Linked DNA regions of Homo sapiens: regions 1 and 2 are each linked to region 3. Evidence: chromatin loops called from intact Hi-C (ENCODE). Cell type or tissue: IMR-90. All regions are shown on one strand. Region 1 overlaps CLCA1 (chloride channel accessory 1). Region 2 has its middle 77 kb from the start of SH3GLB1. Region 3 overlaps HS2ST1 (heparan sulfate 2-O-sulfotransferase 1).

Evidence for each region. Hi-C counts contacts between places; a loop is a spot of excess contacts. Peaks named below come from ENCODE experiments on the same cell type or tissue, not always from the same donor. Only the 100,000 strongest peaks of a DNase experiment are listed, where the experiment ranks them.
Region 1: it touches region 3 in a loop (4-fold over the local background); 18 of 110 quality-filtered maps call a loop at or near these places.
Region 2: a loop joins it to region 3, with 11 times the contacts of the local background. A loop is called at or near these places in 15 of 110 quality-filtered maps.

What each region holds. Positions count from the first base shown.
Region 1 is chr1:86,469,879-86,477,878 of GRCh38, reverse strand. It overlaps CLCA1 (chloride channel accessory 1), which reads right to left. Exons shown (of 14, transcript NM_001285.4): 2 at 4,322-4,462; 3 at 4,003-4,150; 4 at 1,326-1,431. LOC124904210 (a long non-coding RNA gene) reads left to right here. Exons shown (of 3, transcript XR_007066206.1): 3 at 1,914-1,983. Among named protein-coding and RNA genes, the nearest start is that of CLCA1, 5.0 kb to the right of the region's middle. In IMR-90, a CTCF peak has its summit at 3,645 (motif pointing left); a DNase peak (open chromatin) is centred at 3,648; H3K27me3 peaks cover 1,334 bases.
Region 2 is chr1:86,777,728-86,785,727 of GRCh38, reverse strand. It overlaps the pseudogene RPL17P5. Among named protein-coding and RNA genes, the nearest start is that of SH3GLB1, 77 kb to the right of the region's middle. In IMR-90, a CTCF peak has its summit at 4,623 (motif pointing left); DNase peaks (open chromatin) are centred at 4,587, 6,097 and 6,967; H3K27ac peaks cover 586 bases.
Region 3 is chr1:87,081,371-87,089,370 of GRCh38, reverse strand. HS2ST1 (heparan sulfate 2-O-sulfotransferase 1) reads right to left here. Exons shown (of 7, transcript NM_012262.4): 3 at 5,092-5,177. Among named protein-coding and RNA genes, the nearest start is that of LINC01140, 44 kb to the left of the region's middle. In IMR-90, a CTCF peak has its summit at 4,930 (motif pointing right); a DNase peak (open chromatin) is centred at 4,990; H3K27ac peaks cover 158 bases.

The DNA of each region.
Region 1 (8,000 bases), 610 kb after region 3:
TGTACCAACTTCTACTTAAAAAGATGGTGTTGTTTTTAAATGCAGGAATAAGTGTGCGTTTTTATCAAGTTTCTTTTGAGAATCTATTGGAACAATCATTTATTTTCTTCTTTTCTTCATATACTATATTCATTACTTACTATTACAACATTTTTGGATTTCTGGAAGACATTCTTACTTGGCTTTAATATGTTTGTTTTTCCCTTAATTTTGCCAGATGTAATTTACTATCCTTTTATTTGAAATCTTTGCCTCTATCTTTTTAGAGAGCCTGTAGCTACAGAATTTTTTCATTCCATTTGTCAGGTTTTAGTATCTGAGTTGTACTAACTCTTTAAAATAAATTAGGAAGTTCCCTATCACTTCTGTTTGCACTAAAGCAGTTTTTGTGCACTGAGACTGCTGGCTGCAAGAATTAGCCCATAAATTCATGGCAGCCAAGCGTTCTTTCCAAGTGTTGTACTTGATTTCTACTGACATCGCGCAAGGTTTAATTCAAACTGGGAGGAGTTTCTGTTTTGCTTTGATATTTGGATTGTTTTTCAGATAAGTTTCACAGTCCCTCCCAAGCCCATTCATACTGACAGAGTCCACACAGATACCATTCTGGGCCGGGCATGGTGGCTCACGCCACCATGATGTCAGAGGTAGTCCCAGCACTTTGGCAGGTCGAAGTGGGAGGATCTCTTGAGTCCAGGAGTTCAACACTAGCCTGGGCAACATAAGGACACCCTGCCTGTACGAAAACTTAAGATCAGCCTGGCAACATGGTGAGACTCCATCTCTACAGAAAATATAAAAATTAGTCTGATGTGGTAATGTGTGCCTGTAGTCCCGGCTACTCAGGGGGCTGAGGTGGGAGGATTGCTTGAGCCCGGGAGGCTGAGGCTGGAGTGAGCTGTGATTGCATCACTGCGCTCCAGCCTGGGTGACAGAGTAAGACCCTTTCTCAAAAAAAGAAGATATTATTATTCTGCCCTGAAGGCACCGAAGAGCCTCATTAGCTCTGCTTACGTCACTGATGCTGGTATGGGATGATGGAGACACTAAACACAGCAACTGTAGATTTTTTATAGTTGGTACAGTTAAAAAAAAAGAAAAAAGGAGGCAAATGACTTCTAGCTGCAGAGTGAATAATTCAATTAACTGAAGCACTTGTAAAGTAAACAAAATGGTAGTTTTGTGGAAATCTGAAAAAGAAGGCACTAAGAATGAATTTGAATTAGAAAATAAGCCAGGACACACATTTTTTAAAGTAATCAATTCAAGAAAAAAAGGTTGCAATTTAAAATAGTTTGGAACAAGTTAAATCAAAATATACATACCTTACTGCTTGTATTCTTCCATTGGATAAGTAGAATTTCTCATCATTATTGTACTCGTCAAATACTCCCCATCGTAGATGAGCCCACTCATGGACAAATGCCCTACCTGTGAGAAAGTATTTTAAAAAACTGATTACAATAAGAATGGCAAAATTACCTTCTCACACTGGAAGAAAGCAATGTTTGGAATATTTATGCTTTGCTGTGTTAATTTTTTAAATTAAAGACTTGATTTCTTTAGATCTAATATAACTGTACGTTTTCTTAAAATATAAATACTTATTTTGGCTTATCAAATGTTAATCAGGCACCTAGTAAGTGCCAAGCCGTTATTCAGACACAAACAGCTGCCCTATCCTCACATAGCTCCTGGTGTAGTGGAGGGCATGTGTGATTAGAAGCTAAAATGCCTGGTGGTACAGGTATGATGACAGAGGTCAGCAAAGGCGGCTATGGGAGCCCAGGCATTCCTACAGCAGCCAGGGCAGCATCCTCAACCAATTCTCCTCCCTCATGGCTCCTATCCCATCAGACCTCAAGGTCTGCTTACTCCATCTCTGTCTTTTTTATTCATTCTCACCTTTCCAGGCCCATTGCCACTTACTCCTGAATTGCTGCAATAGTCACCAGATTGGCCTCCATGTCTCCATCCTTCAGGGTAAGTCCAACTTCTCAACATGGTGTACAAGGTCCCTGATGCCTCAGGCCTGCTCTTCTCTGCAGCCTTATTTCTTGCTGTTCTCCACTCCCTTCCCAAACTCTAGAATTAGGATGAATTCCTGAACTCCTTTTTTTCCTAGGTCATATCATGCTCTTGTTCAACTCTGGTCTTTTTTTACCTATGTTTCCTTAGCTTGGAATACTTCCTTCCCATCTTTGTCTGGATAACTCTTATTCTTCTTTGAAAATCAAGCTTCTATGTGCCTAGAAGCCTGCCCTGAAATCCTCATCTTAGGCCCAGTACTCCGCGTTTGCATTTCACCATCTCCCATTAGGCACTTACAATGATAAACAGTCATTGCTACTTACTTGCCAGTCTCCCACAATAGAAAATTGTCTCCATGAGGACAGACAATATGACTTCTTCACTGTCATATCTGGGCACATAGTGTCTAGAACTTAGCAGGCATTCAGTGATATTTGTTAAACTTGAGTGAATGACTTATGTACAGCTCAGTTTTTCTGGAATGTAAATTCCAAGGAAGGCTGAATTTGGAGGGTTATGTGAGGTGGGGCATTCTGTGGAAACTCAGTATCCCACACTAAGGATTGGGACTTTATTCTGTAGGTATTGGTGGTCTCTTTAAAGATGATTGTGAGAGAGTTGGAGTGGAGTCACAATACAGAAAGGAAACACTATTAAGGAATGGTTTTATATATGATCATGATGGCTGGAGTGGGCTCAGGAGTGGGATGAGGCAGTCAGGTCAATCAATTCAACACTTATTTGTTGAGTCATACATTGAGAATGTTCTGTTCCTGTTATGGAGGTGAAATGTGTTGTAGAACAACAAAGAGGTACGCTTGACACATCCTTTTGACCAGGTCTTTAAGCGCTCTAGTGTGTTTGGGGATGGGGCTTGGATAGCGTTCTTTTGTTTGCTTGTTTTCTGTGCCTTATATGTTAAAAAAAATCAAGCTGGTTCTAGGGGATCCAAATCTTTTTTGAGGTAAAGAAATCTAATGCTAGTTATTTAGTAAAGAGTCACATTTGATTCTTGGAAAGTACATTTTATATATATGTCATTACTTGTTTAATATTTCCTCCAATAATTGTTATATGTACCTCATATACAAATGATAAAGTTTATTTATCATTGGAGTTTTTTCTTTAGTTACATGTTTTTGAGAGATGAATTGCAAAGGTATTCTGTCTGCTACTCAAAGTGTGATCCACAGACCGGTAGAATCAACATCTCCTGTGAGCTTGTTAAAAATGCAGATTCTTGAGTCCCATCCCACACCTAATGAATGAGAATCCCCCCCCTTTTTTTTTTTTTGATACGGAGTCTCGCTCTGTCGCCCAGGCTGGAGTGCAGTGGCGCGATCTTGGCTCACTACAACCTCCGCCTCCCGGGTTCACGCCATTCTCCTGCCTCAGCCTCCCAAATAGCTGGGACTACAGGCGTCCGCCACCACGCCCGGCTAATTTTTTGTATTTTTAGTAGAGACGGGGTTTCACTGTGTTAGCCAGGATGGTCTTGATCTCCTGACCTCGTGATCCGCCCGCCTCGGCCTCCTAAAGGAGAATCCACATTTTAACAAGATTCATATATAATTTGAATGCACGTCTGAGAGCACTGCACATATACGCCATCTGGTGGCTATTGTATGAATTGCAGGTAGAAGATTTAATTCCGTTGTCTCCTTACATATCCATAGAAACTTAATACAAATTAAATTCTTTTACAGTTATAGTATGATGCTATAATAATAATTTACGAGAATTCAAAATACCGTATTTATACATGTATCTAAAGTAAATTAAATTCATAGCTGAGAAATGCTGGAAATTCTAAGTGAAATGCATGTTCTATTTTAAGTGAAAAATGCTATGATGTTTTATCTCTAATTGTTTGGCTTATACATGCTTACTCACAAAGATAATGCTAGTGTTGATACACTTTGAACATAAAATAGTTAAATTGTATGAGAAGTATGGTAGAATATTTCATACCTTGTGGTCCATATTCAGCTAACTTTTTTCCTGCAATGAAATCAGGAGTGAGGTGGATCCTTTCACCCTTCTCTCCACAGTTGCCCATCTGCTCAGTGTAGGGTTCATCATTACCTGGAGGAGTAGACTCAGCAACCAGAACATCAGCCTGAAATTTAAGAAAAAGTTTCTATCATCACAAAGTTTCAGCAAATGAATTAACCATATTCGTACTGGAGTAAGTTTCAAACAATCACATTTGATTCTAGAATATTTTGATTTTAAAAAATCTTGGTTACAGGAGAAAGTGGAATTTTAAAGAAGAACTTGATATTCTCACATTTTTGTAGGTCTCAAGTTTTGGTCTCACATAGTCAGCCTTTGTCTTCCATGTTTCAGGAATCAAAATGGCAACATTTTTGAAATAAAATCGCTTTCCTGTAGCTTCAAGCAGATACAGAGATGCCTGGGTCACCATGTCCTGGGAAGAAAAAGAAAACATACGTAACAATTGACTGAAAATAAATTAAATTATCAGTCATTCAAATTCACATCTGGATTTCACATTTTCAAAAACTTGTTATTTGTTAAGATGGGAAGAAGAAATATAGAAATACCTTTTAATAATAATAGCTAAGCTTTGAGAGCATTTACCAAATATTCTGTGTCACCGAGTAATCAGTAACAATGCAGACTCTGGAGACAGACTCTAATCCTGGCTGCACCACTTTTTGTGGGACATTCGGCAATTTCTAATTCTGAGCCTCAGTTTTCCCATTAACAAAATGGAATATTATATTATAGTGACTGGCTGATAAGGTTGTGGTGAGGAACAAAGTGAAACATATGATGTGCTAGGAACAGTGTTTACTTCGCACAAGCAAGTATAAAATATTAGCTATGCGTTTCACTTGCTTCTTTGAGAATCCACAAATCTTTGAGGGTGAAACTGAGACTTAGTATAATTCTCAAGGTCTCACAGCAAGTAGTAATGAAGAGAAAAAGTGAATGTGATTTTAACACCTGCTGACTCCTGTAATAATTTTGGGATTATATACTAAGTCAAATTAAATGTAATACTAAATGTTGTGGTATTATTTATTTATTGATTCATTTTTCTTTTTTTTAAACTTTGCCAAGTGCTGATAGAAGTATTTATTTTTTGTGCAGTGTGGTACTAAGAGATATAAGAAAATAGCATAATTATATATTTTCAAATTACACCTAATTTTACTTCTCTAAAATGAAATAGCTGCAGCGTTAAATTATAAATGTGTCTGCAGATTCCCTGTGATATGTTATGACGAGAGAGTAGGGAGAGTGATAGAAGATACTGTTATAGAAAGGGGGCAGTGTATCTGTTAGGACTGAAAACCATTTGCTTCGAAAGTGAGCATAGACAGAGGAAAAAAGAGGCTGAAGACTGAGCCCAGGGAATGTGGGGGACCCCAGCATTCAGAGGTAGAAAGAGGAGGAGCCAATACAGGGGCCTCAGAAGGGCAGTCAGTGCCTGCAGAGGAAATGAGGAGCTGTGGGATGAGAGAGCTATAGGGAGGAGGGCGTGATCATCGGTGTCAAGCACTGCTGAGCCATCACTTCATATGAGGACTAAGAACTGATCACTGGACTTGGCAGCATGGTGAGCCCTAGTAGTGGAATAAATACAGCAGCTCCGTAAGAGTGGTTTCAAGAAAGTGGGAGGTGAGGCAGTGGAGACAGTAAATACAGACAACAACAGGTTCAGAAGTTTTTCTGTGAACTAAAGGGGAATGGAGAAATAGGCAGCAGCTGGAAGTGGACTTCAGGACAAGACAGTTTTGTTTGTTTTAATATTATATTATAAAATATTTCTATGCTAATGAAAAAAAAAACAAAAATGTAAAAGAAAAAGGGGTCATTGCAGGAGCAAAGTCCTTGCGGGAACAGACCAGAGTGACTAGACTCCATTGCCTAGTGGGGGTCGTGTTAGGAGCAGAAATGCTTCACCATTTTATGGGGAAGCAGCACTTGGGTGTTAGTGCACGGGTAAGTCCTGCTGTGCCTCTTCCTAAGGGGTAAACTTAAAGAACTTATTTTACTTCTCTGAGCCTCAATTTCTCCCTTTCAAATAGTGATAATAATGGTTGCCTCTATTTTTTTAAGTGTTCTTAATGATTTACATTTTCTCCTTCTAAAACTCCCAGATTTTTAACACTCACTAGGAGAGTTTAATATTATGTCACTTTAAAAAATAAAATTAAAAAATGAGCCAAGATCACCAAAAACTTGAAAAGTAGGTATAAAACTTCATATATTAGAGTATTGTTTTACCATTTGACTTGTGAAATGTGAATTTCCAATGTCTCCCAGGAAGAATAAGTACCATGAAATGCTCTTGTCTTCCACATTGTAATAGAAACAATAATAAGGGATCTTTGTTTTGGCATCTGTTTCAGATTTTCAGAAAATGACCTCATATCCTAATACATATTTAGACTCTTAGGCTGAGAGAAGGTTGGGGGTGACAGTTTATAGAATGGGCTAGAAATTCCTTCAGGACAGGGACAGTATATTGACCACTGGACTTCTAGTACCTGACATAATTTAGATGCTCTGTAAATATTTGTTGAATGAATAAACAAACAAATGGATAAATAAAGTGGGTTTAGTAAATGGCAAAGTGGTATAGAACTGCCAAGACAGGCACAGTGCCTGGGGTGCTGAGCATTGCAGAGACTCCAAAATAACCCTACTGTGTACCTTCTGACGTGCGTGTGTGCGTGTATGTCTGCGTGTGTGCATGGGCGTGTGTGTGTGCACACGAGCTTGTGCGTGTGGTGTGTGTGTATGTATATTTGACGGGGGAAGAGAGAGTTTCTCTCTGACTCTCCCTTCCTCATCTTGTGACGTGTACTCCCCCTGCTAATATTAGCAAGAATGCAGTGGATGGAAGTGGTGCAGAGCGATTAACTGCTCTTGTAGGTGGGGAAATCTGGGGACTGTCCTGCTGAAGCAAATATTTTAAAAGCTGAGTTAGGGGCTTCTGTCCCCACAGGGGCACCAGGGGAGAGTCTCTCATCAGCAAGAAGGTTGTTGGAGTAGAGGGAGGAATGGTTGGGAAAGGTGGCCAAGCCCTCAACGAGGTCCCTCAACTCTGCAGATCTGGAACATCAAATAGGAAGGAGTTAGGGACTTTGAGCATTCTATTCACTAAAGTGTTCTTGTTACAGAGAAGGAAATGATGGAAGCCAACTTATCTCACCCCCAACTTTAGGATCCATACTGGAAAGACAATTTAATAATTGTAGCGAGAAGTACGTATCTCGGGAGGAAAACCTCCAAGGACAATGAAGTAGAAGCACTTTGAAAGCTCTAGTCACTATATACTGTAGATACAAATTACCACGGTCACTGAAGATGAATACGGCATCTACATTCTCCTTCTGGCATATTGCTGAACCCCACTGTCTAGCCAGAGACTGAAACACACTGGTCACATGTTTGCTGATGCCACTTCCAAATTTAGAAACAATCAAAAACTCACTCAACATTTTAGATGATTGAGAGATTCAAGAGGTCTGAATCTCCCTTTTACCACAGACAGCCTGATCCTCTTTGGGTTAAGTAGGTAAGCTTTATGGTGAGTGACACCCTCCACTCTGTTCCCTATCCCTATCCCCTACTGCTGCAATTCTCTAACCACACACTGTAGAGATGGTTTTCTTTCCAAACATTATCTTTCTATATTTGCCTCTGCTTAGAGCAGTGGATCTCTGGGGAAATCCCTCTGGGCCCTTGTTCTATTAATTTTCCATCTAGAGAGAGCCAATGACTATATCCACCATTTATTGAGCTCTTACTATGTACCAGGCACTATGCATGCATTTTTAAAGTTATTTTTTAAAGTTCTGAGATAAATTTAGATGAACAGAAGACATGCAAAGTATTGCACCGTATTCTTACATACTCCACCCAGCTTCCCTTTATATGCATGCATTTTAAACTTTGATCCTCACAAAATCTGATAAGGGAGATATTTA
Region 2 (8,000 bases), 300 kb after region 3:
CCTTTGAATGCAATGTTAATTGTGGGCTTTTCATATATGGTTTTTATTATGTTGAGCTAATTTCCTTCAATTCCTAGTTTTTGAGTACTTTTTAATCATGAAAGGTATTGAATTTTGTCAAATGCTTTTCCTGCATCAATTGAGACGATCGTGTGGTTTTTGCTCTTCATTCTGTTAATATGGTGTATTATACTGATGATTTTCATATGTTGAACCATCTTTTTTTTTTCCTTTTAATTACATTTATTTTAATGCTGAATTTACTTCCGGGCCATAAGTTTTTGTTTCTTCAGTTTCTTCTGGGATATCTTTTTCTTCTGGGCAACCTCCTTTTCTGGTTTAGGAACAATCTGTTCCTTTTCAGTAAGGATCATCTCAATGTGCCAGGGAGAGCTCATGTATGAGTTAATCCGACCATGAGCTCTGTAGGTCCGGCGGAGCATCTTAGGTGCTTTGTTCACTTGGATATACTCAATGACCAGAGAATCTACATCTAAACCCTTAAGTTCAGTATTACCCTCTGCGTTTTTAAACATGTGCAGCAAAAATTCAGCACTCTTTTTGGGCCACCGACCTTGTGTCCAGCCCCACTGCTTGGCCTGCGCACACTTGCCAACTCCACCATTGTAACGTCGGAATGGTATGCACTGTTTCTGTAAAGTGACATCTTTAAGATACTTCGTGGCTTTTCGTATATGCATACCCTTGATGGCCTGAGCAGTTTCACGAGTGTCCTTAAAGTGAACACGAAGATTGGAACCTCTTGATTTGCATGATTTCATGGGGTTCTCCGGGTCAAGTGAATAGCGAACCATTTTCACAGATTACTTCAGGCTGCTTAGGGAAAGAGCTGAACCATCTTTATATTCCACAAATCACTCTTGGTCATGATGTGTAATAGTTTTAATGTGTTACTGGATTTAGTTTGCAAGTATTTTGTTGATGATTTTTGCATTAATATTCATTGTGCATATTTGTAGTTTTCCTTTCTTTTAGTATCTTTGTCTGATTTTGGTATCAGGTAATATTGGCCTGATAAAATGAATTTGAAAATGTTCCTTTCTCTTCCGAGATCACGCCACTGCACTCCAGGCTGGTGGAAGAGCAAGATTCTGTCTCAAAAAAAAAAAAAATTAATAAAATAAAAAGACAAAATGAAAAAGAAAATGTTCCCTCCTCTTTAATTTGTCGGAAGAGTTTGGAAAGAATTGATGTTAACTTTCCCTTAAATGTTTGTTGCTTCTCCAGTAAAGCCATCTATCTGATCCTGGGCTTTTCTTTGTTTAGAGGTTTTTGACTGCTAAGTCAACCTTATTAATAGTGACAGGTCTGTTCAGCTTTTTATTTCTTTATCATTCAATCTTGGTAGATCATATGTTCCTAGAAATTCATCTATTTTTTCTAGGTTATTCCATTTGTTGGCATACAATTGTTCATAGTAGTGTCTTATGATCTGTTTTATTTCTGTGGCATTAGATGCAACATCTCATTTTTCATTTCTGATTTTTGTTATTTGAGTCTTCTGTATTTTTTTGTAGTTATTCTAGTTAAGGGTTTGTCAATTTTGTATTTTTTCCAAAAAACCAACTCTTAGTTTTATTGACTTTTTTCTGATGTTTCCTATTTCCTGTTTTGTTATTTATGCTCTAATCTTTATTTATTTCCTTCCTTTGGGTAACTTTGTGTTTAGTTTGCTCTTTTCTTAGTCCCTTGAGTTGTAAAGTTAGGTTGTTGATTTGTGATCTTTCTTTTTTAAATGTAGGCATTTACCACTATAAACCTCCCTCTTGGTACTATTTTTGCTGCATCCCTTAAGTTGTGGCATGTTGTGTTTTCATTTTTATTTATCTCAAGGTATTTTCTAATTTCCCTTGGGAGGTATTCTTTGATTCATTGGTTGTTCAAGTGTGTGTTGCTTAATTTCCATATATTTATATAATTTCCAGTTTTCCTTCTGCTATTAATTTCTAGTTTCATTTCATTGTGGTTAGAAAAAATATTTGGTTGAAAAAAAATTTGGTATTAAATTTCTTTATACTTGTTTTGTGGCCTAATACGCAATCTATCCTAAAAAATGTTATATATGTTTCTGAGAAGACTGTGTATTCTGCTGTTGTTGGTTAGAGCATTTGGTATATGTCTGTCACATCCCATTGGTCTTTAGCGTTGGTCAAGTCATCCGTTTTCTTTCTTTTTTTTTTTTGAGAAGGAGTTTCGCTCTGTCGCCCAGGCTGGAGTACAGTGGCACAATCTCGGCTCACTGCAAGCTCCGCCTCCCAGGTTCACGCCATTCTGCTGCCTCAGCCTCCCGAGTAACTGGGACTACAGGCGCCCATGTCCAGCTAATTTTTTGTATTTTTAGTAGAGATGGTATTTCACCGTGTTAGCCAGGATGGTCTCAAACTCCTGATCTCGTGATCCGCCCGCCTCGGCCTCCTAAAGTGCTGGGATTACAGGCGTGAAGGTCATCTGTTTTCCTACCGATCGTCTGTCTGGTTGATTTAATCCATTATTGAAAGTGGGATATTGAAATATACTGATATTGTTTTACTTTGTATATCTCTCTTCAATTCTGTCAATGTTTGCTTTATATATTTGTGTGCTCTGTGGTTAGGTGCATTTATAATTGTTATATCTTTCTGGTGAAATCACCCTTTTATCCTTACATAATATTTTTTTGTTTATGAAATTATATTTTGCCTGATAAAAGTATGTCCACTTCTGCTCTCTTTTCATCAACACTTGACCAAAAGGATTATCATCTTTATATTTTCCTATTCTTATGTTGCTGTCTAGTGCTCTTTCATTTTAACTTGAGGGATTCCCTTTAGCAATTTTTGTAAGGCATATCTAATGGTGATGAACTCCTTCAGCTTTTGTTTATCTGGGAAAAAACTTATTTCTCCTTAATTTTTGAAGGACAGTTTCTTGGGAATATAGTATCCTTGGCTGGTAGTTTTTTTTTTCTTTCAGCACTTTTTTTTTGAGACAAGGTCTTGCTTGCTCTGTTGCTCACTTGCTGGATTGCAGTGGTGTAAACATGGCTCACTGCAGCCTTGACCTCTGGGCTCAAATGATCCTCCCACCTTAGCTTCTTCAGTAGCTAGGACCACAAGCATGACCAACATGCCCAGCAATTTTTAAAAATTTTTTGTAGAGATGGGATCTCACCATGTTGTCTAGGTTGGTCTCAGACTCCTGGGCTCAAGCAATTCTGCCTTGGCCTCCCAAAGTGCTGGGATTATAGGCATGAGACACCATGCCCAGCCTGTTTCAGCACTTTGAATATATTATTTCACTCACTTCTGGCTTGTAATGTTTTTGCTGATAAAGTTGCTGAAAATTTTATGAGCGGTAACTTGTATTTGACCAGTGGTTTTTCTCTTGCTGCTTTGAAGAGTCTCTCTTTGACTCTGATTTTTGACAGTTTGATTACAATGTCACTTAGTGTGGGCCTCTTTATATTCTTCTTATTTGAAATTCTATGAGCTGCTTGAATTTGCATGTCTATTTCCTTCCTCAGATTTGGGAAGTTTTTGGCAATTATTTCTTCAAATAAGCTCTCCACCTTTTTCTCTCTTTTTCTGAGACTCTCATAATATGTATATTAGTCCACTTAATGGTGTTATATAAGCTATTTAGGCTTTCTTCACTTTTTTCCATTCATTTTTCTTTTTGTTCCTCTGGCTTGATAGTTTCAAGTGATCTGTGAGTTCATTGATTCTTTTTCTGCTCGATCGAGTCATCTATTGATTGAATTTTCAACTCTATTATTTTATTTTTCAGCACCAGAATTTTTGTTTGGTTCTTGTTTATAGTTTCTCTTTGTTGATTTTCTCATTTTGTTCACGTGTAGTTTTCCTGATTTTATTTAGTTGTCTATCTGTGTTCTCTTGAGCACTGAGCTTCTTAAAGATTATTTTGAATTATTTGTCAGGTAACTTGTAAATCTCCATTTCTTTAGGTTCAGTTTCTGGAGATTTTCGTGTGTGTGTGTGTGTGTGTGTGTGTGTGTGTGTATTGCACCATGTTCCCTGTTTCTTTGTGTGCCTTTTTTTGGAGTGGGGGCTGGCAGGGGTGCAGGGAATTGCGACTCGGGCAATTGAAAACTCAGCCACCTCTCCTGGTCTTATAGACTGGTTTCACGCAAGGGAAGAACCTTAGCAATCATCCTGGCTAGCAATTCTGGGGTCTCTGAAACCTTTTGTGGGGTTATATCTTCTCTCAGTTTGTGTGTATAATTTTACAATTAGAGACATTTGCTCCCTTTTTTTTTTTAGATGGTGTTTTGCTCATGTTGCCCAGGCTGGAGTGCAATGGCATGATCTCGGCTCACAGCAAGCTCCACCTCCCAGGTTCAAGGGATTCTCCTGCCTCAGCCTCCTGAGTAGCTGGGATCACAGGCGCTCACCACTGTGCCCGGCTAATCTTTTTTTTTTTTTTTTTTGGTACTTTTGGTAGAGACGGGGTTTCACCATATTGGCCAGGCTGGTCTCAAGCTCCTGACCTAGTGATCTGCATGCCTCGGCCTCCCAAAGTGCTGGGATTACAGGCGTGAGTCACTGCTCCCTGCCTGCTCACTTTTTAAGAAGGAGTTTGTAATATCTTGTTCCCTCTGGTGTTTGTCTGGAATATTGCAGACTGTCTGGCATTGTATCAAGCTGATGATCTCTCCTTTGTTCTCTGTGGCCCTCAGGTATCCAACACATGCTTATTTGGTTAGTACTCTGGGTCAGGTAGATAGATAGAAATCAGATCGTAGGCCAGCCATCTAGATAGCCAGAATGTTGGACACATGTTCCAATCTTCTCTTTCTCTCCCAAGGGAGAAGGTGTAAGCTGGATACTTTTTCCCAGTTACAATACGCTGTGCCAACCTGGGGGAAAGGCTGATGCAACTGAAATGAAATGGTTCTTCTTAACCATTTGGATGTGGTGTTTTTGGTTTTGAGCTTGCCTGGGATATTGCAACTTCTGAACTGTTTTTGAAGTTTTCATAAAGGCTTTGGACAGTATGTTGTTGTTAAATCAATGTCTCCATGGAGGAATAAAGTTTGGGGCTTCCCATTCTACCGTCTTGCTGCTGTAACTCCATCACCTACGCAGTCTTTTTGCCAAGAACATTTTACCTAAATCTAATAATGAGGGAATAATCATATAAATCTGGGGACAATTTAAAGACAACTAGCATAAATCCTTAAAAAATATCAATGTCATGAACCTCCACCTCCCACCCAAAAAAAAAAAAAAAAAAAAAAAAAAAAAGGGAGAGTGTTAAAAGAGACAAAAGAGATATAATAGGTAATAGGTCCATGAAGCTTGATTAGATTCTGAGTTTTTAAAAATGCCATAAAAGTCATTTTGAAGATAATTGAGTAACTTTGGATATATGCCGCTTATTAGATGGTATTTTTAAATAATGGTAAATGTTTTAGGTGTGATAATGGTATGGTAGATATGTAGAAGAATTTCCTTGTTCTTAGGAAATTTATCTTGGAATGTTTACAGTGGAAATGTCACAATGTCACAACACACACATACATGTACAGGGGATGAACAAATATATGACAAAATGTCAACAGTTGGTGAATCTATATGAAGGTTATACAGGTATTCTTTAAACTTTTTATAAAATTATTTTTCAAAATAAAAAGTTGGGGAGATAAGCCCTAGGAGACATTATTCTTATCATTCCCATTTTACAGATGAGAAAAATGAGGTTCAGAATGGTTAAGTAGCTTACTCTAGGTCACACAATAACAAAGTTGAGAATTCAACCTGAGTAGGTTTGTGCAACTTTCATATTTTATGAGCACTTGAAGGAAGAATTGTTGTTACCACTTTTTACAGAGAAGGAATCTGAGACCTAGAGAAGACATGGAATGCCCAGGGTCATGGGTATAGGAAATGGAGCCAGAGCATCAGTCCAGTGTTACCTTTGGAATTTGGGGCTTTTCCCATTGTATGTTGCTGAGAAAGCGAGAGGGAGAAGGAGCAGGAGACGTTGAGATAAGACAGAGGCTAAAAGCCTTAAGTTTTCTCTTTCTGATAAACTTCCCACCTTTACCCTGACAAGTGTTTTAGTAAGATCTGGGAATGGAGCCAGCCCTGAGATGTAGCAACTATGGGCTCAGTTTACAGTCTGATGGATCCTATGCACGCGCTGTTCTCTGCCAGCTCTTTCTTCCACCCTGCACTTGCCTCCACACCTCTCAACATTCTCTCTCTCACATGCACTCAGCCTCTGCAGACCTTACTCCTCCTCATCCTTCAGGCCTCAGATTAGACTGCATTGATTTCAGGAAAACTTTCTTAAACCTCAGCAATCCCTACCCCATCCGCATTCCCGTAGGGTAAGAGACCCCATTTCTTTCAGAGCTTCCTGTTATCACGGCTACTGTTGGGCACCAATTATGAGCGCTAACACGTATTAACTCATTTGGTCCTCAAAACCTGTAAGATTGATAGTAATATTATATCCCCATGAAGAAGTTAAGACATAGAAAACCTAATTAACTTCCTTAAGATAAAATAAAATAGTATAAATTCAAACACAGGCATCTTGTTCAGAACCTAAACTTTTAACCACTATGTGATAATTGCTCTTCTCAGCATGTGTTTATTTACTCTCTGTTTTCCCTGTGTAAGTGAAAGTTCTATTACTTGTTCACTAGTATATCCTGGAACTTGGCCTGGGGCCTGGCATCATCAGGGCCCAATAAATACTTGTTTAATAGATAGCAATGTGGGTAGTGCAACGGGAAGAACAAGGCATCAGGAGTCAAACATACCAGAGTTTGTTACATGGCCACTTACCAATTAGGTGATTTTGGGTAAGTCAATTGACTTTGTAGTGCAGCCATTTTTGTAACTGAAAAATGGAAGTTATTGTGGGAATTCATTGCAAAAGTGTGTTATAAACTGCACTTGGTATAAATGTGAGTCATGATGGTTTCTTATCTCTGGAAGGTAACCAGAACATGATTCTTTCTACTTCCAAAAGAAAAATAAGGTAGAGGCTGTGATCAGAAAAAAGTCACTTCCTGCCTATGCTGACTAGGCCTCCAGGATAGGCCTGAAATTCTGTTAGGTCACGAGACTCTTTGGCTGCCCAAAGAGGCCTGACTTAAGTGCCTAAGTCTGTGCCTGCCTTTGGGAGCTCTGCTTAGGGTGTGAGACTCAGTGTGTCCATGGGGAGCTAATGGGCTGAATCCAGGGATGAAGCCAAGCACTGGGATAGCTCTGCAGCAAAATCAGAAAATGGAAGTGAGAGAATTGTGAAACCACTGTCTGCACTCATCCCTACGGCCACCTAACCCCAGGAGAGGTCTCTGCAGAACAAGGTGCTGTGGGTTCTCTTCTCTCCATCCATCATATTTTAACTGCCTGTGTGCCACTGCCTCCTGCTCAGACATGGGGGCAAGCCCAGGATGAGCATGTAACTGTAAGGAATGACGGGATTAGGTCCACCCTGAATCACGTTAGGAAAAGCAAGAAAACAAATCCCAGAAAAACATGGTTTCAATCTTGTAAAGCCTAGAAGTAAGGCTAGTTCTTCAAACTATTTCTTGACTATGTCTACAGGTATTAAGCTACTTATAAGCTTGGCGAGATTAAAAAATAGATGTTTTGTGAAAATTAAGAAAAGAAAGTGGCACCTCTCTGAGCCAGAAAGAACATGGTAGGAATTAGTAATGCTTTTACTAAAAATGTTGGTTGCCCAGTTAGAGACCATGGGAAGTTGCAGACCCAGGAGGTCTGGCTTTCAGAGAGTTAGACGGCACTTCCTGAGGGACATGGAGAGAGAAATGTAGCTGGATACAACTGTCTGCCAGGCCTTGGGTTGATCGAAATATTAAGCTACATAAGCCCAGTTCTTGCCCTCAAGGAGCCCTTAATTTAGTGGATTTTTATTTAGATTAATTCTAAGAAGTAAAAAAAACAAAACAAAACAGAAGTGTATGGATTAAGGAATAGTTAACTGGGGTCCTGTTTCTAGTA
Region 3 (8,000 bases):
GAAGAGCATATTTGGTAGGAATCTGCAGATGAAAATCAGAAACGAAAAGATATAATCTGAGCAGCAGGTTGGTAAAAAGATATTTTAGGAATTTCATTCTTGCCATGTCAGCATACGAAGTGTGACAAAGCAAGAACATAAACTAGGCTCATTTTTTTACAATTACATTCTATCAATAGCCTATCAAGTGAACAGTATCAATATGCAAATGAACAACAATAATGGTTAAAAGATCAACTGCACACTCAGAACATTTGTAAGGAACCTTGTCAACTGGCTGGAAAAAGTCAAAAAAGGAGGTGATGAACCTGAAAGAGGGCTGAATGGCCTTTGGGAATCATTATGTTTTGAAATCTTTCTGCTTCATACTAAATTTAACTTCTCTACTTAGGCAACAATCTTGCTGGAGACATTGTACATAGTTATTCTGGACTCTCTCAGACCTAAAGCTTCATAGAAACTTTCTAATCCTAGTGGCAAGGTCCCACTGTCCTGTATCCAAAAAAGTGAATGACCTGTTGGTATTTGTTGGTCTCACTGATGATAGTGTAAATAAATATTTTTAAAGTAATTTATGTCTTAAAAAGGGGCATTCATCAACTGTGCACCTATTAGAATGGCTCACATTTTGTAATAAAGAGCAAGTCTAACAATTTCAAATGCTAGTGAGGATACACAACAGCTGGAACTCTTAAAACACTGTTGGTTTGGTGGCAAAATGATACAATCACTTGGGAAAACAGTTTGGCAGTTTCTTATTGAGTTACCATACAATCCAGCCATCCCACTTTGAGGTTTTTATCCAAGAGAAGTTAAGACATAAGTCCGCACAAAACCTGTATGCAAATGTTTTGACAGCTTTATTCATAATCACCAAAAGCCATAAACAACCTCAATATCCAGAAACTGGTGAATGGATCAATCGAAGTACACCCATACATGAAGTACTACTTAGCAAGGAACTAACTACTGATATGTGCATCAAATTAGATGAATGTCAAAAGCATCATGTTAAATGAAAGAAGACACTCAAAAGACTTGATGACTGATAAGATATAGGTGGTGATAAAAAAAAGTTGTCCAAGATTACTTGAAAGTTTCTTGTTTGGGTGTCATGACAGACAAAAATGTGTAAACCTTCCAAAAGAGAATAATGGAGGCTAAGAGTCTTATACAATGCCCAATTAAGAGTTGGAAATAAGGACCAGCAGAGATTCAGACAAGGAGAAGAAGAAAACACCAGTTAAGACAATATGGTAACTGAAAGAAGACAGAATTTTAAAAAGAATCACCATACTGCTCTGCGTGAGGCACAGAACTAAGTGCTCCATCTACATTATCACATTTAATCCTCACCACCACCCCATGAAGTAATTACTTTAATTATTCTCAAATTAAAAACAGGACACTGAAGCTCAAAGATCTGAAACAATGTGGGTGAGATCACACAGCTAGCAAGGAGTCTAAGTGGATTTAATGGCAGATCTGTCTGACTTTAGAGACAGACTTCAGAGATTGCTTCTTAGCAGTCTACAGGATCAATGCTGTAGAAAGAGCTAGTAGTACAAGGTTAATAAAAACGCAACTCCCACATATTGTCTGGAATGATTAAAATAATTTTCTAAAGTATCTACAATGTTGTGACATATTTGTTAAAAGTTGTAGAAAATGGGGCAAACGTCAACTGGTTTAGCAGAGAAGTATTAGGTAGAAAGGACAATCTCACATGACTCTATATATTAACTAATTCTATTTAGGCCTAAAATGTTGTCACTTGATTACTGTTTAGAATTTCAGACCTAATGAAGCATTTAGTTGTTTCTTGTCGTGACATAGCTGCTTCTTTACTGATTCACCTCACTTGTTCTGAAAATGATACTAGCGGCAATATGGAGGAACCAAAATGGCAGCAATGAAAACTCATTCTCATTTCTAGGGACAACTACAAAGGTACATACCTGATACGTGCCTGAATAAAACTGTTATATCAAAAATAATTTTCAAATACCTCTCAAGACAGATGCTGACATGTGACACTGAGGTAGCTAGATCATAAAAAACTTAGCAGAGTCTGACAGAAAGTACAGCATTAAAAGTGTTCTTTTAGCTATTATTCATTATAAATGAAAATGTTTATTGCTGAAGAAGTGTTTTTGAAAGAGACTTCTAACATTTTAATTTTCTAAAGTTTGAAGAAAATCAAAATGGGCTAATAGATGCTATTAAAAAATAAATAGTGCACATTTAAAAGGGGAGGAATATTTAATATTTTTACTGTTTATAATAAAACTTCATGAACTGGTAATTACAGAAAAAAAGATTTCAGTGAACTCATTAAGGTCAAGAACTGCAACTTACTCAACTTTATATTTCCTGCATACTATGACATTTTGAAAATGTCCAACCTATATACAATTTTAAACTGGAAAATTTTCAAATTTATAATAATTTATATCTACATTATCTTAAAATTGTATCATTCACCAATTAAAAAGAAAACAAAACATAACCTAACATTAAAGGGAAAAATGGAAAGGAAGAAGAACTAGGAAATATACTTTAAAAAAATCAAAGAATAAGATTCAGACAAAAAGGAGCAAGATGGGATAGGAATGCAAAAATGTAAAAAAGATATTTTTGTTATTATTCTAAAGTTCAGTAAAAAACAAATGTATGTAATCAAAACATGGCTTGAGTAGACAAGCTTGCAAATATAATGTGTATTTCTTCGTGGTCGGGCTAAACTAGAAAGGAGCGTTCATTTTTTATTTCTCTATCTTATTTCCTAGGTTTCTTGGGGCTTACATTCGTTTTAATGTCTCTGATAAGGTAAGTTTAAAAAAACTATGTGTTAAATAAGTATTTTGCCAAATTCACCACTTTCTCCTGAAAGCAAGTATTTTACTGGACTCCACAAAGTACTATGCCAGTCAAGAATATTGTTTTGAAGAGTAAAGCACAATTGACCCTTGAACAACACGAGTCTGAACTGTGCAGGCCCATGCATACATAGATTTTTTTCAACCACACACAGATACAGTACTTGAGAGATGTGAAACCCGTGTACAAGGGGTGACTTTCAAATTCGTGGGTTTCACAGGGCCAACGGAGGGACTTGAGTATGCGATTTTTATATACTCAGGCAGTCCGAGAACCAATACCCTGGACATACCCCAGGAACGACTGTAATCTAAAAAATTGGTAAGGCGATGTTTCTTTCCTTTTCCTTCCCCATTTATGGAGCATATGGCTATTAAGCTAAAAGATATTTGAGGATACTAGTTACATCTACAACAGTTCTTGATTACATAGATACATCAAAATACATTTCACCTAGGCTGATTTTGTTTAGGTATTTAAAATCTTGGAAAAATCTATGAAAAATTTTCACAATACTTTTCCCTTCAAATAACATAAGACTCACTATGAAAATATTCAAACGCTTAAAAATTCATGTCAGCATTTAATAAATGAGATTAATCTCTTCAAAAAGCCTTATTTTTTCAACTACAAGAACCTCAGCATATATCAGAGCTTTGTTCTAAGTATAAGACTTTGCCAAAAGCAAAAGCACTCAATTTATAATTTTAATAATGAAAACCTAGACTATTAGAAACCAAGCTGTGTGTGGAAAGAATAAATCATTTAGGTGAAAGGGTAACAAACATTCAATTCAAGGATAATGCAGCCCTGAGGGAAAATATGCACATGAACGAAGCTTATGAAATTGGTTCAATGCCTATGCAAAGAAAAAAATAATTAGTTTATTTTAAAGCTGCCTATAAAATATTTTCAATATTGCAGTATGAATTATTTATAGAAAAACATACATCTAACTTTAGAGCTACAATTTGATTGAAAGATCTTGAGTACTATGAGAGGAACTAGAAATAGGAACATATCACTTTATGTATGTAATATTTGGGTGATTCTTTTTTAATTACATGATTTCCCAAAAAGTTAAGATTATCAGTTTGAATCAGTAATACTTCATTCTACTTTTTCTTTTCAAAATTAAGTAAAACTGAGAGTGGGATATCACTTTTATTTTAAATTTTATAAAAAATGCCTTTTAAAGTTGACCAATATATCAAGGTGTGTTACTCTGAAATCATAATAGCTAATTTAAAAACTGAATAAACATGTCTAAGCTAAATAATAAAAAAAATTTTTTTAGTGTTTTTGAAGTTAATGCAGAATCTTAGGGAAAACATTTGGATTTGAGGTTTACTACAATGGTACTATGTGTACTACCAAAAAAGTTCAAATGTATCCATAAGACTGTTATGTTTGGAATATTAAGTTTAATTAATTTTCTGATTAATAATGTGGCACAGACTGTACAGAAAGCCACATAGTACTTGAATACTGTGAGTAGGCATATAGTTTTCTGAACCCTTCTTGAGAGAACTATTAATATGACAGAGGCCGGGCACAGTGGCTCATGCCTATAATCCCAGCACTTTGGGAGGCTGAGGCAGGAGGATCACCTGAGTCCAGGAGTGAGTGAGTGAGTGAGTGAGTGAGTGAGTGACAGGGAGGGAGAGAGAGCAAGAGAGAAGGAGAGAGGGAGAGAGGGAGAAGGAGAGGGGGGGTGAGAGAGGAAATCATGAATTTTTTTTAAAAAAGCCTCGTAATACATCATAATTTTAAAGCTAAAATAAGGTAGCCCAAGGGAAAGTGTACACTTCAGTATGTCTTGGGTGAGAAGCAGACACACTGGAGCACCAATAACTTAGTGAGAGCTTTTTTGCTTTCTCAATGATGTGGTAAGTCATAATCTGGCCTCTAGGTTATAACTTGAGCTCTCCTGAAGTAGTGTCATTCTGGTTGTACAAGGCATATACACACAATAATAATAAACTTTAAAGAGTAATAACTAATATGTAATTAATATAAGAATTGCCAATTTATGAACACTAGAGGGCAGTAAAACACTAAGAAGGTATATTTAAATTACAGATCTAAAACTGGCAAAGGCAAGACAGTACATTCTTTTATTAGAAAATCATAACAATTTAATGAATTTATTCCTTTTTAGGTTACTAGAGTACAAAGCATTCTTTAGCGTGTCATTTCAGTGTAACTTACTTTGCAAAATCCAAGTAAGAAACGTGTCCATGATAAAATCCTGGTTTCATCTCTTTCCAGGAAGTTATATTCTTTACAAAGCGCACCTAAAAAGGGAGAACACATTCATTATATACAATTTAAAGAAAATGAAATTTGATGATAGCAAAATATTTCCAAGATAGGAATTTAAAAACCTAAAACCACTTTTACAGAGCTTGAAACACAGGTTTGGACTAAGGAAAGTATACTGTAATCTGTAACTATTAAAATTCATCATAGAGACAGCTACTATCATTATACTCACAAAAGAGTGAAAGATGATTCTGAAAACAAAATGGCACAATGAAATCCTTTACAATGCTGTAGAGTGAGTACATTTACATAGGGTGGGAGGAGGGTCGTTGTGGGGGTGTATGTATCTACACCCTGCCAACACACATGCTAAAGCAGGCAATACAGGAACATTCCAGCATATCAAATGTTTTCTTCTCAGAGGCTTGCTGTTCATAAAAGTTTATTTTTATTAATGACTCAACAAATAAAAAGTAATATTTAAAACCAAAATGATTTTTAAAAAGGTGATGGTTATCAGAAGATATTTAAGAGTTAAGAGCAGATATCACAAGCTTGTTGATAAAAAGATTAATAAAATTAGAGATGTAATACAGGTCAAAATATTTAAAATTTCTAAATATTTAACTTATTGGAATTAACGTACACAAAAATTAATATGAAAAATTATATAAGTATATTTTAATATGTCTAAAACTGGTTAATATAGAATTTGATAAACCTAAGTATCACTAGCTGCAAAGCAGTGATATACAATTTCTCAATGGAAAATGGTATACATTTTTGATAAGCAAATCTCTGCATGATAAATAGCAAGTGGTTAAGAATCTCTTTTAGAACCTAGATAGAGTGCAGAAAGTGGGGGCAGTGAGGTCCACCAACCTGTACCGCACCGAAACCATCTGCAAGCTATGACTTCAGCCTCTCAAACACAGAACTGTCAATTGCATAATTCTGACAACTTATCAATCTTTCACTTACATCATAGAATAGGGGTAGTCACATGGAGATATTCTGGAACACTTCATACTACACTACACTCAATAATATCAATGAATGATGATAGCTGCCTCCTGTTAAAGGCCTATTGGTAGGTGAGGGAGGGGAAACAGTGCAGATATAGCTATATGTCAGAGAATGTGAACTAGAGAAAAATGGAAGAGTTCTGGGATAATTTATCTTTAGGGGAAGCATTAATAACTCACATACTAAGAGAAATTATGAAGCTTTTAGAATGGAAATGGTTATATGCCTTACTTGGCCTCTCAATACACATATACATCCTTAAATTAAAATCTGAAAAATGAATTGCAGATAAAAATTAGTTTGCATTAGAAAGTATACAATGTCATTTTAGCAGATATTTTCAATTTTTTTCCCCACTGAAACTGAAAGAGCCAAATAAATGTGATTTGAGGTTTTCATGTTCTTTCCAATTCTTCAACTAAGGCATCAAACAGAATGAAAATACCAAATTGCAAATGAAACAGAAACAAAATATAAAATTAAATAATCCAGAGCCTGCATCTTTAACATACTTTACATGCTGAATATGAAAAGTCTTTATAACTGCCACTTAATGGTAGATTATTTCCTATAAACCTTTGGTTCTATGAAAATCAGTTCTAGTATTTCAGCCAAAAATGAGAGGAAAAAAGAAGGCAAAGAGAATAAGGCATTGAAGATGGTGGCTAAAGTGAGCTTAAGATATATTTAGCAACTCACCTCTGTTTTCCAGAAGCTGAGATTTAATGTGGACATGGTGATGTAGGAGGGAAATGAAAGATGCTACATTGAGGTCTGAAAAAACAGTGTTATATAAACTAAACAGCAGGGAAGATCATATAGTACAAGCTTGGAGTATACTGTAGTGAAAGACGTGGGCAGAAGTAAGAGTCAGGTACAAATTCAAGTATTCTTTTTCCTCCAACAAAGCTTCCTAAGGATGGTCAATATTAAACTAAACCCTCTCCTGAGGATGAATGATATCTCATCCAATGTGTACCCTTCAACACAAAGTGAAAAAAGCCCAGGAAGCTGGATAATGTCTACACTACTGCAAGACTTCTCATTTCTTCTGGGTTTTCCAATTTATTGGCATATAGTTGCTCATAGTAGCCTCTAATGATCCTTTGAATTTCTGTGGTATTAGTTGTAAGGTCTCCCTTTTTATCCTGGGCTAAAAGTTTCTTGATTTTGTTTATCTCTTCAAAAAAACCTTCTTTTTTTTTCTTTTTTTTCTTTTTTTTTTTTTTGAGACGGAGTCTTGCTGTCGCCAGGCTGGAATGTAGTGACACGATCTCAGCTCACTGCAACCTCCGCCTTCCAGGTTCAAGTGATTCTCCTGCCTCAGCCTCCTGAGTAGCTGGGACTAGAGCACCCAGATAATTTTTGTATTTTTAAGTAGAGACGGGGTTTCACCATGTTGGCCAGGACGGTCTCGATCTCTTGACCTCGTGATCTGCCCGCCTCGGCCTCCCAAAATGCTGAGATTACTCATCTTTTTGTATTTTTTTGTTTCAATTTCATTTATTTCTGTTCTGATCATCATTATTTCTTCTATTCATTTTGGATTTGGTTTGCTCTTGCTTTTCTAGCTCTTTAAGATGCAACACTAGGTTGTTTATTTGAAGTTTGTCTACTTTTTTGATATAGGCACTGATTGCAATAAACTTTCCTGTTAGCACAGATTTTGCTGTATCCCATACATTTTGGAAGGCTGTATTTCCATTTTCATTTCTTTCAAGAAATTGTTAAATTTCCTTCTTAATTTATTGACCCACTGGTCACTCAGGAGCACGTTGTTTAATTTCCATGTGTCTTGCTATTGGTTTCTAGTTTTATTCCACTGTGAT